Linked DNA regions of Mus musculus: region 2 is linked to region 1. Evidence: chromatin loops called from intact Hi-C (ENCODE). Cell type or tissue: left cerebral cortex. All regions are shown on one strand. Region 1 overlaps Cacng7 (calcium channel, voltage-dependent, gamma subunit 7). Region 2 overlaps Myadm (myeloid-associated differentiation marker).

What was found. A loop is a pair of places that touch in the nucleus more often than their neighbours do. Peaks named below come from ENCODE experiments on the same cell type or tissue, not always from the same donor. Only the 100,000 strongest peaks of a DNase experiment are listed, where the experiment ranks them.
Region 2: it touches region 1 in a loop (5-fold over the local background); 2 of 42 quality-filtered maps call a loop at or near these places.

What each region holds. Positions count from the first base shown.
Region 1 is chr7:3,339,358-3,344,357 of GRCm38, reverse strand. The region is part of intron 4 of Cacng7 (calcium channel, voltage-dependent, gamma subunit 7); the gene reads right to left. Among named protein-coding and RNA genes, the nearest start is that of Cacng7, 9.0 kb to the right of the region's middle. In left cerebral cortex, no CTCF peak of the experiment used is centred here; a DNase peak (open chromatin) is centred at 3,005.
Region 2 is chr7:3,292,301-3,297,300 of GRCm38, reverse strand. Myadm (myeloid-associated differentiation marker) reads right to left here. Exons shown (of 3, transcript NM_016969.2): 2 at 4,010-4,098; 3 at 1-579. The coding sequence starts at 577. Among named protein-coding and RNA genes, the nearest start is that of Myadm, 4.2 kb to the right of the region's middle. In left cerebral cortex, a CTCF peak has its summit at 2,540 (motif pointing left); a DNase peak (open chromatin) is centred at 4,295; H3K4me3 peaks cover 197 bases; H3K27ac peaks cover 293 bases.

The DNA.
Region 1 (5,000 bases):
AGAAAAAGAAATATTTCAAGACACATTATGGTTTGAATGTGAAATGTAGCCCCACAGGCACATATATGGAATTTTGTTCCCCAGCTGGAAGTATGATTTTTGGAAGCCTTTGAAAACTCTAGGAGGTAAGACTTAGCCTAAAAGTAGATCAAGTAGATCACTTGAGGATGTGCCCTTGATTATAGGTTCCCTCCTGGCTCGGCCCTCACTCACTGCTTTCTAGTAACTTTGTCCAACTTAACAGTTGTGGTTTATGACGGTGGTGATGGGAGTGGGGGTGGGGCAGATGTGCATGGAGGGGATGGAGAGAACTCAGTTATGAGTGCGTCCTCTTGCAGAGGACCCAAATTCAGTTCCCAGCACCTATATCAGGCAGCTCACAAGCACCTTTAACTCCAGCTCCAAGGGATCTGACACCTTCCTCTATTCTCCTGTACACACACCCTACACAGACACACAGAATTAAAAATAAAATAAAACACTTTTTGAAGAACAAAGAGGGGAGGCCTAGATGGCTCAGCGGTTAAGAGCACTGACTGTTCTTCCAGAGGTCATGAGCTCAATTTCCAGCAACCACATGGTGGTTCACAACCATCTGTAATGGGATCTGATGCCCTCTTCTGGTGTGTCCGAAGCCAGCTACAGTGTACACACATACATTAAATAAATAAATAAATAAATAAATAAATAAATAAGTAAATAAATCTTCAAATAAAATTAAGTTAAATAAAAAAAAAAGGGGACAAAGAGAGAACAGGGTGAGCTGGGAGGCCTGGTGTCTTCACCAGTCATCTCTACCTAATTCCCTGAGGCAAATTCTCTGACTGAACTTGAAGCTCATTATTCAGCTAAGTCTATACGTTTGAAGGACCACCTGTCTCTACCTACTCAGTGCTTGGGATACAGGCATGCACTGCCATAGCCACTGTTTGTTTGTTTGCTTGCTTGCTTTTAATGTGGTGCTAGGGATCCGAACTCAGATCCTCAATCTTGCAAGGCAGTCACTCTTTACCAACTGAGCCATCTCCCTGCCCCAAACATAGACTTTTGCCTCCACGACGAGCCACCTCGACACGGGCCTACAACAATGGAGCCAGCCAATACACAGAATGAAATCTCTGAGATCGTGAGCCAAAGTAATAAACTGCTCTTGGGCTGGCGAGATGGCTCAGTGGATAAGAGCACTGGCTGCTCTTCCAAGGGTCTTGAGTTCAAATCCCAGCAACCACACAGTGACTCACAACCATCTGTATAGCTACAGTGTACTCACAAACATAAAATAAATAGATAACCCTTTTTTAAAGGTATTAAAACTGTTCTCTCATCTCTCAGAAAGAGCTCATCCAGGCAGTAGGGGATCTCTCAAAGATTATAGCTGTGGTTCAGCTGCTGAAAGCCACAAGCTTGAAGGTGCATAAGCAAATACCCTGGGATAGGGTGAATAGACTAAAATCTATTCACTCTAAGATGAATTTAAAAAAGAGATTTAGTCTGGGCATGGCAATATATGTCTATAATCCCAGCACTAGGGAGGCTGAGGTAGGTGGACTGCCATGAGTTTCCGGCCTACAGAGAAAGAGCTTGTCTAAGCTCATCGCTATGTATCTGTGCTGACTAGTTCTACCTAGGAAGGAAGTCATTATTTTTACACATTTTAATTAAAATAAATGAAAATTAAATGTTTATTGTGTGTGTTTATAAAGAGATATGTGCATGTGAGTGCATGCACCCGTGGAGGCAGGTCCTACAGAGCTGGCATTAGGGAGGGTTGGGAGCCATCCCAATGTGGGTGTTGGGAACCAAAAAAATTTTCTTCTGGAAGAAAATTTCAGAGCTTTTAGCTGCTGAGCCCTCTCTCTAACCCCACAAGGAAGGGAGTATTAATGACGAATTATCTAGATCAGGTTGCCCTAACCAATCATCTGGGGGTTGGAGGGATTGTCTCAATTTTTTTTTTTTTTTGTTTTGGTTTTTCGAGACAAGGTTTCTCTGTGTAGCCCTGGCTGTCCCAGAACTCTCTGTAGACCAGGCTGGCCTCGAACTCAGAAATCCACCTGCCTCTGCTTCCCAAGTGCTGGGATTAAAGGCGTGCGCCACCATCGCCTGGGGGTTGTCTCAAATATTAATTGAGGTGGGACCCATCGTGAATGTAGGCATTTCCTGGGATAGGACCTCAGCTATTTAAGAGTAAAAGACACTAGCTGAAAAAGCAAGCAGGCAGCACGGGTGCTTTCATTTCTCTCTACTTTTTTTTTTTTTTTTTTGGTTTTTCGAGACAGGGTTTCTCTGTATAGCCCTGGCTGTCCTGGAGCTCACTTTGTAGACCAGGCTGGCCTCGAACTCAGAAATCCGCCTGCCTCTGCCTCCCAAGTGCTGGGATTAAAGGCGTGCGCCACCACGCCCGGCTCTCTCTACTTTTGACAGCACATGTGACGAGACTGGCTGCATGGGCTCCTGCCTTGCTTTTCCTGAAATGATCGACTGAAATTATAAGCCAAATAAACCCTTTACTCCTCTAAGTTACTATTAGTCTGAATGTTTTGTTTCAGAAATCAAACTAGAACACCACACACATCATACGACAACACATGCATGCATACACACAGAGACGCACGCATGCACGCACTCGACGTCAGTCTCTCCCATTTGGAGACCAGAACTCTGACTCTCAGCCCCAAAGGCATCATTAATCTGCAGTTTGAGCTTGGGCAGACAGTTACTGGTTCAGCGCTTGCACAGTGGATTTTAGAATCAGAATACACTTGGTTCAAAGCCCAGCTCTGCCATTGACTGGCTGAATCAACCAGTTCCATCCCTGTGGTCTGCAAACAGAGGGACTTTATATACAACATACTGGGTAGATTGAATAAAAGTCCCCATGGGATGCACTCTTGCCCCACTTTCTCTCTCTAGGCTACTATTTTTCCATCTCAGAAATGATGAGCCCTTTCTGTTCTGACACTTTTGGATCGTGATATCCAACATGTCTTATTTTAGCTCGGTGTCTGGCTCGAATGTTGTGATTTGAATCTGCACAGAGGCTGTACCCTGCTTTCCTTGAAAAAGGTCTTCTCAGGTTAGGGTGAAGGCTGGGGGAAGGTTTGGCCTCAAGAGAGCTGGGGAAGGAGCAGGGACATCCTTCTGCAACTGCTTCCACAGTGACCTACAAAGATGGACCCTGTGGGAGAGCAGGGTGAAGGAGAAACACCGTAGGTTGTGGCAGATTATATATCTATGTATGAGGAGATGGTTCAGTGGATAAGCGTGCTTAGTGTTCAAGCATGAGTACCCAAGTTTGAATTTCCAACATCCATTTACCAAGTAAGCCTTGGCTGACCCATGTCTGTGACCCATGCACTGGGGAGTCAGGCCAGAGACAAGCAGATCCATAGACCTCGTTGGAGCCAGTCTAACTGAAATGGCAGTAACACACCCTTTATCAAGGCAATAATGCAGCATATGACTGAAGGTCACAACATTCTGCTGTGGCTCTACATGCACAGATGCACAGACCCACATACCTCATATGCATAACACACACATGGGCACACACACATACACACTCTTAGATATCAGTCAATCAGACTGGATTGTTGAGATGAAGTATATTGGAATTACAGTAAACTGGTCTGGAATGAATTGGATTGGACAGGGATGGAGGGATAAGACGCCCCCAAAGAACTTCGCTGTGATCTCCAGACACTGGCATCATCTGGAAGCTGTTCATGTTGGTGACTCGGCTGTGTGGATCTTTGATCCCTCACTCTATCAGGTGAGCGCTAACAACACCCCATAGACTTTTTAGAGGATGCAGTGTGAGATCACACATGCTAAAGATAAAGAGCCTTGCACCTCAGAAGACAGAGGAGCTGTAGATGAAATCTAAACTCTAGCTAATGGCATGTACTGTGAAGTGCTGAGAGTGAAGGGCACCTGAACTACATCCTGAAATGTTTAAAAAACAGCAGTAAGAGATGGATGGATGGATAGAGAGATAGATAGAGAGAGATAGAGAGAGAGAGATAGGTAGAGAGAGAGAGATAGAAGCTTAGATAAAGAATTTAGACCCTGGCTTCGATGCCCAGCACCATGTAAGCTGGGTAAGGCACACGCCTGTATTTCTAGTGCTCAGAAAGCGAAGGCAGGAAGCTTAGATGCTCAAGGTCGTCCTCAGCTGCACAGTGAATTTAAAGGTAGCCTGAGCTATTTGAGACCTTTTTTCCAAGAATGGAAAAGGAAGAAAAAGGAAAGAGAAGGGAAGGGGAGAGGAGGGAAGGCAAAAGCAAATGGAAAGGAAGGGAGATATGGGGATGGGATAAAAGAAAAGGAAAGAAAAACAGAAACAGGTACAGATAGAAGAAAATGTAAACCCGGTAACAGACCACCAGCTGACTGGAAGTGATGGGCCTGTGACTGCTCACTATAAAAATCTTATTTGTGATATAGCTGTCTCTTGTGAGGCTATGCCAGTGCCTGGCAAACACAGAAGTGGATGCTCACAGTCATCTATTGGATGGAACACAGGGCCCCTAATGGAGGAGCTAGAGAAAGTACCCAAGGAGCTGAAAGGGTCTGCAACCCTATAGGTGGAACAACAATATGAAATAACCAGTACCCCCAGAGCTCGTGTCTCTAGCTGCATATGTAGTAGAAGATGGCCTAGTCGGGCATCACTGGGAAGAGAGGCCCCTTGGTCTTGCAAACTTTATATGCCTCAGTACAGGGGAATGCCAGGGCCAAGAAGTGGGAGTGGGTGGGGAGGGGGGGAGGGTATGGGGGAACTTTTGGGATAGCATTTGAAATGTAAATGAAGAATACATAATTTAAAAAATTGGGAAAAATTTTTGTTTGTTTATTTGTTTGGGGGAAAAATTAAAATAATAAAATAGTGCACCCAAAATAAAGAGCTCTGCAAACTGTTAATTCCTAAAATAACTGTGCTAGTTAAAAATACGACTTCTGGAGGCGAACTAAGTGAGTTTGACTCCCAACTCTGCACT
Region 2 (5,000 bases), 47 kb after region 1:
GATTATACAGGAGCGGCTCACTGATGAAGGCAAAGATGATACAGGCTACGAAGGTCTCAAAAACTTTGAGCAGCCCTGGCACGGTAGCCATATAGCCAGTGATCTCACCGGGCCTTGCACGGGTCCAGGCCACTTCAGTGGCATACGCCAAACAGGCAACGCAGGAGAAAGTGGTGGCAGCGATGGCATGGTCCCGGGTACGTCCATGAGCTAGGAACTGCACATAGGTGGTGGGATAGATGATGGAAGACGACAGGCAGAAGAGGGCCGCGTAGCAGGCAAAGGTGATGGGGAAGTTTCGCCATGACAGGGGGAAGTGGGCCTGGAGTCCACCTAACTCCACAATCAGGATGATGAGGGTAACAGCAAAGCAGAAACACCAGGTGAACATGGCCCAGTTACCCATGGGCCCTGTCCAGGCACCCACACTGGCCACCAGCGAGAAAGCCACACAGGTGGATATTAGCTGCAGGAGGCGGAGGAGGCCCAGCGGCTGGGTCAGCGCCCGAGCGGACCCCACAGTGGTGGAGGATGACGTTGTAGTCGTGATGGTTGTACGAGTTACTGTTACCGGCATGGCTGAGAAAAGGAAAAGCATTTGGGTAAGATCTCACATACTGAGGAATCCAGGTACCCAGCCCTCATCCGTTTTGGAACAAATTACTTTGAATTCTGAAAAGGATGTGTCTTAATATATGGAACTTGTCTATAAACTATAAAAATGAATTGGTCATCTAGGTTCTAGGCTCATCCTAGCCCTACCCATAAGAAAACCCAAAATCCAAACACTCAAAGCTATACTTCTTGCTTCCCTTTCCCAGGGAGTCAGCATCCTATCCACGGGAGTGTGTGCTGCCATGCTGGAAAACTAGAGCTGGCTTACTGGGACATAACTCCTGGAAGGAAAAAACCAACTTCTGACCTCCATGCGAACACATACAGACTCACCCCAAACATACACCTACAACTTTGACCGTGGGGATGTGGCTTAGCTGGTAACACGCTTGTCTATATCATTCAGGAAGCCTTGGATCTGAACCCTGCACTACGCAAACCAAGTCAAGAAGGGCACACCCATGATCTTAGAAATTGGGAGGCTAAAGTGGGAAGGCTACTGTGAGATGGAGACCAGCCTCGGCTCTGTAATAAAGTCCAAGCTAGCTTGGGCTACAGAATGTGGTTCTGCCTTTAAAACAAACAAAGCCAACCTGGTCTACAGAGTGAGTTCCAGAATGGTCAAGGCTACTCTGTTTTATTACAAACAAACAAACAAACAAACAAACCCTGTTTTATAACAAACAACAAAACCACCCACCCAGCAATGAAAGATATGGTCTAAGATCTAGCCTGTACTTCACTTCCTCCTGTGTGTGACCTAGGGTTTTTTTTTTACCCCAGGCCCTGTGTACAAAGTTCCCTCTTTTATCCACAGCGACTCAGTCATCTCTAACTTCTCCATAGCCAAGACTCTAACTTCCTCATACTTTATGCCCTGTGAAAAGATTTCGTGTACATAAGAGCAACATAGACCTTAGCAGCCCCTACCCACTCAAAATTCCATCTTCTATTCCACCTCCCACATCTAACCAGAGTACTGGACCTGCATCCTTCTCACTCCTCTTCCAGAGATCTCTGACCAGGAACATTATGCTTTCTTTCTCCCCTCCTTTCAAGCTTCACCCACCCCACCCCCAATCCTACCTCAGACCTGGAGAATTGAAGACTGCTCAGTTTCTGCTTTCTTATCTCTGAGCTTATCACTTCCTCCAGGGACTCAGCTAACAGGTACCTCAAGTACAGGAAAATTCAACTCCCTCCATTCTCATTGAGCAGTCCACTGAAATCTCTAGTTTTCGAGATCAGTCATGCAGGGCTAGACCTCAGGACAGGCCTCTCGGCCTTCTAGTGTACCATGTAACCCTGACATGGGAAGTGAGTGGAAGGACTAACATCTTTTTGTTTGTTTTGTTTTTTCGAGACGGGGTTTCTCTGTGTAGCCATGGCTGGCCTGGAACTCACTCTGTAGACCAGGCTGGCCTTGAACTCAGAGATCCACCTGCCTCTGCCTTCCATGTGCTGGGATTAAAGGCATGTGCCACCACTGCCCAGCCACATCTCTTTTTTTACACTGCAAACCACAGCTTCTGTCTCCTTGTCCTAGAGGCTCAGAACTAGGACCAAATGCCAGAGCCCTTCTCAGGATGTTAACTGTCTGACCTCTCGGCTGATGCCACTAAAGATATGAGAAGGTGGTTTCCAGGTCCAATTTTCTTATTACTATTGTCAGTTCTGTAGTTATTTCTTCTGAATTGAACATCAGCTGATAGAGGGAGGGGAGGGACTCAAATAACTCAAAAGCTATAGAGACTAAGGGCCAACTAAATGGCTCAGTGGGTAAAGATACTTACAACATGGGCTGTTGAGATGACTCAGCAGGTAAGAGCACTGATTGCTCTTCTGAAGGTCCTGAGTTCAAATCCCAGCAACCACATGGTGGCTCACAACCATCCGTAATGAGATCTGACACCCTCTTCTGGTGGGTCCGAAAACAGCTACAGTGTACTTATTTATTATTATAATAATAATATTACTTATGTATGTATTTATTATTATATGTACAGCGTACATATAATAATAAATAAATCTTTGGGCTGGAGCAAGCAGGGCTGGAGCAAGCAGAGGTCCTGAGTTCAATTCCCAGCAACCACATGATGGCTCACAACCATCTGTATAGCTACAATGTACTCATATATGGAAAATAAATAAATAAATTGAAAGAAAGAAAGAAAGAAAGAAAGAAAGAAAGAAAGAGACTTACAACAGAGCATGATAAGCTGAGTTCTGTCCCCAAGACCCACATGGTGGATAGACCATGTGGAATTCTGCAAATTGTCCTCTGACCTCCATACACTGGCTATGGGGTGTACACATACATGCACACACACAATAATTACATGTTAGAAAGACAAACCATAGAACCCCCAAGGCTCAGAAAGTTACAGGGCTGTGCTATGAGGCCCCTCCCAAAGCTGAAGTAATATATGAGCAGCAAACAATTAAGAGAGGACAGGAAGACTCTTCTGCCCAGCTGACTACAAGTTGAGCAGTGTACCCCAGAAATGCGTCTTCCATGAGTCTTCCATGTTGGGGTGGGCTTCTCTATGCCCCTGCAAGTATTTCCAGTCCACTCACTGGCTCACCCAGTGCACTTGGGTTAACTTTGGTCTCTTTGACCTTGCATCTTTGTTTGTTTGTTTGTTCTGTTGTGGCTGTACTGGAACTCACTATGCAGATCAGGCTGGCTGGCCTCGAACTCAAAGAGATCTGCCTGCCTCTGTCTTTGGAGTGCTGTAATTAAAGGTGTAGCCACCACCGCGCGGCAGCCCATCATCCTGTGTTCTGTGATGAACACAGAATTATTCATAACTTTCCCCCGAAGAAAAGTCGTGCTAAGGTCAAGCCCACGGAAAGACAGAAGGGCTTGCTTTAACCTCTGGAAGCTCACACTGTCCCAGAACAGCTCCCGAAGTACACAGGAGCCAGCTTCTGGATACAACTTCTTACACACATGGATGCCTCTGATTCTATCCTTTGGAACTCCTCCAGGTCCCTTGTCTCTCAGGATCTAGGAATCTAGGCACAACTCCCCTCCTTCCTCATACCCAGGGATCCAGGATCTAGTCCTTCCTCTCCTCCTATAAATCCAATTCAGTATTCCTGCCTAAGCTAGTTAGTTGTCCCAGGAATCCCCAGTCTTCCTACCATAGACTCAATTCAGTTTTCAGGCATACACTACTAAACTGAGGGGTTCTGGCCCCTGGTGCACCTCCATCTACTTAAACATAGTACAGGGCTCTAAATCCTCCACTCTTAACGACTCCCGGCTAAATCTAAACCCCATCCTCTTCCCTAAAAATTGTACACACAGCTCCCCACCCCAGTTTCTTGACCCTCAAATAAGTCCGCTCCACCCTCAAGAGCTAGGAATTAGGACTCGGAGCACACTCACCTGCTCCCTTAACAGAGGACCCGGAAGGAGAAAGTTCCGGCTGCGAAGGCGGCTAGGGTTGCACACCTGGAAAAGGCTGATCAGAAGCCCTGGAGGAAGAGAGCGACAGTCAGAGTGGAATTCAGACAGTCCTCCTTGCAGCACTCTGACCCCGGAGCCCTAGACTCCACAGCTGGGACGTGTCTCCCAGTGGGGACGCATACTTGGCAGAGATCCCCCAGGCGAGGCCCCAGAGATTGCCCTGAGGAAGCGCCGCCCCTCTCCTTCCTCTCCCAGAACTTGCTGCGTGGGTGGGGTGGAAGCAAATGTGGACAAAGGGCCCGCCCTCAGGCTCGCGAGGGGCGTGAGTGATGTTAACCTAGCCCTGATTTGCAGCCTGCAGAGGGAGATCCCTGGGCGGTGGCTGTAGAGGCGGGAGGCCCAGCCTGGCCCCAGAGTCTCTGCTCCTTATAAGGGCTTTAAGTTGCCTCAGCCAGGGCAATGTGGCAGGGACCAGGAGGTAGTGCCAAGACCCCCGCCGAGAGAGCGAAAGTGGGAGGGGGGAGGGGAGAGGGAGGGGGGAGAGAGAGAGAGACAGAGAGACAGAGAGAAAGAGAAAGAATGAGTTTTTTTTTTTTTGGTTTTTCGAGACAGGGTTTCTCTGTATAGCCCTGGCTGTCCTGGAACTCACTCTGTAGACCAGGCTGGCCTCGAACTCAGAAATCCGCCTGCCTCTGCCTCCCGAGTGCTGGGATTAAAGGTGGGTGCCACCACACCCGGCGCGAGAGAGATTTTTATGGTTACTTGAAAAGTGTGAGTTTGGAGCCAGGCAGAACGACTCCCAAAAGTTGTCCTCTGAACTCTTTCCGTGTTCTGCAGTAGATGTGTCCCTGCGTCCCTCACCCACTGATATATATATATATATTCTATTTTTCTATTTTGAGATAAGCATTTGCTATGTAAGCCTTACTGGCCTGGAACTTGCTATGTAGACCAGGCTGGCCTTGAGTTC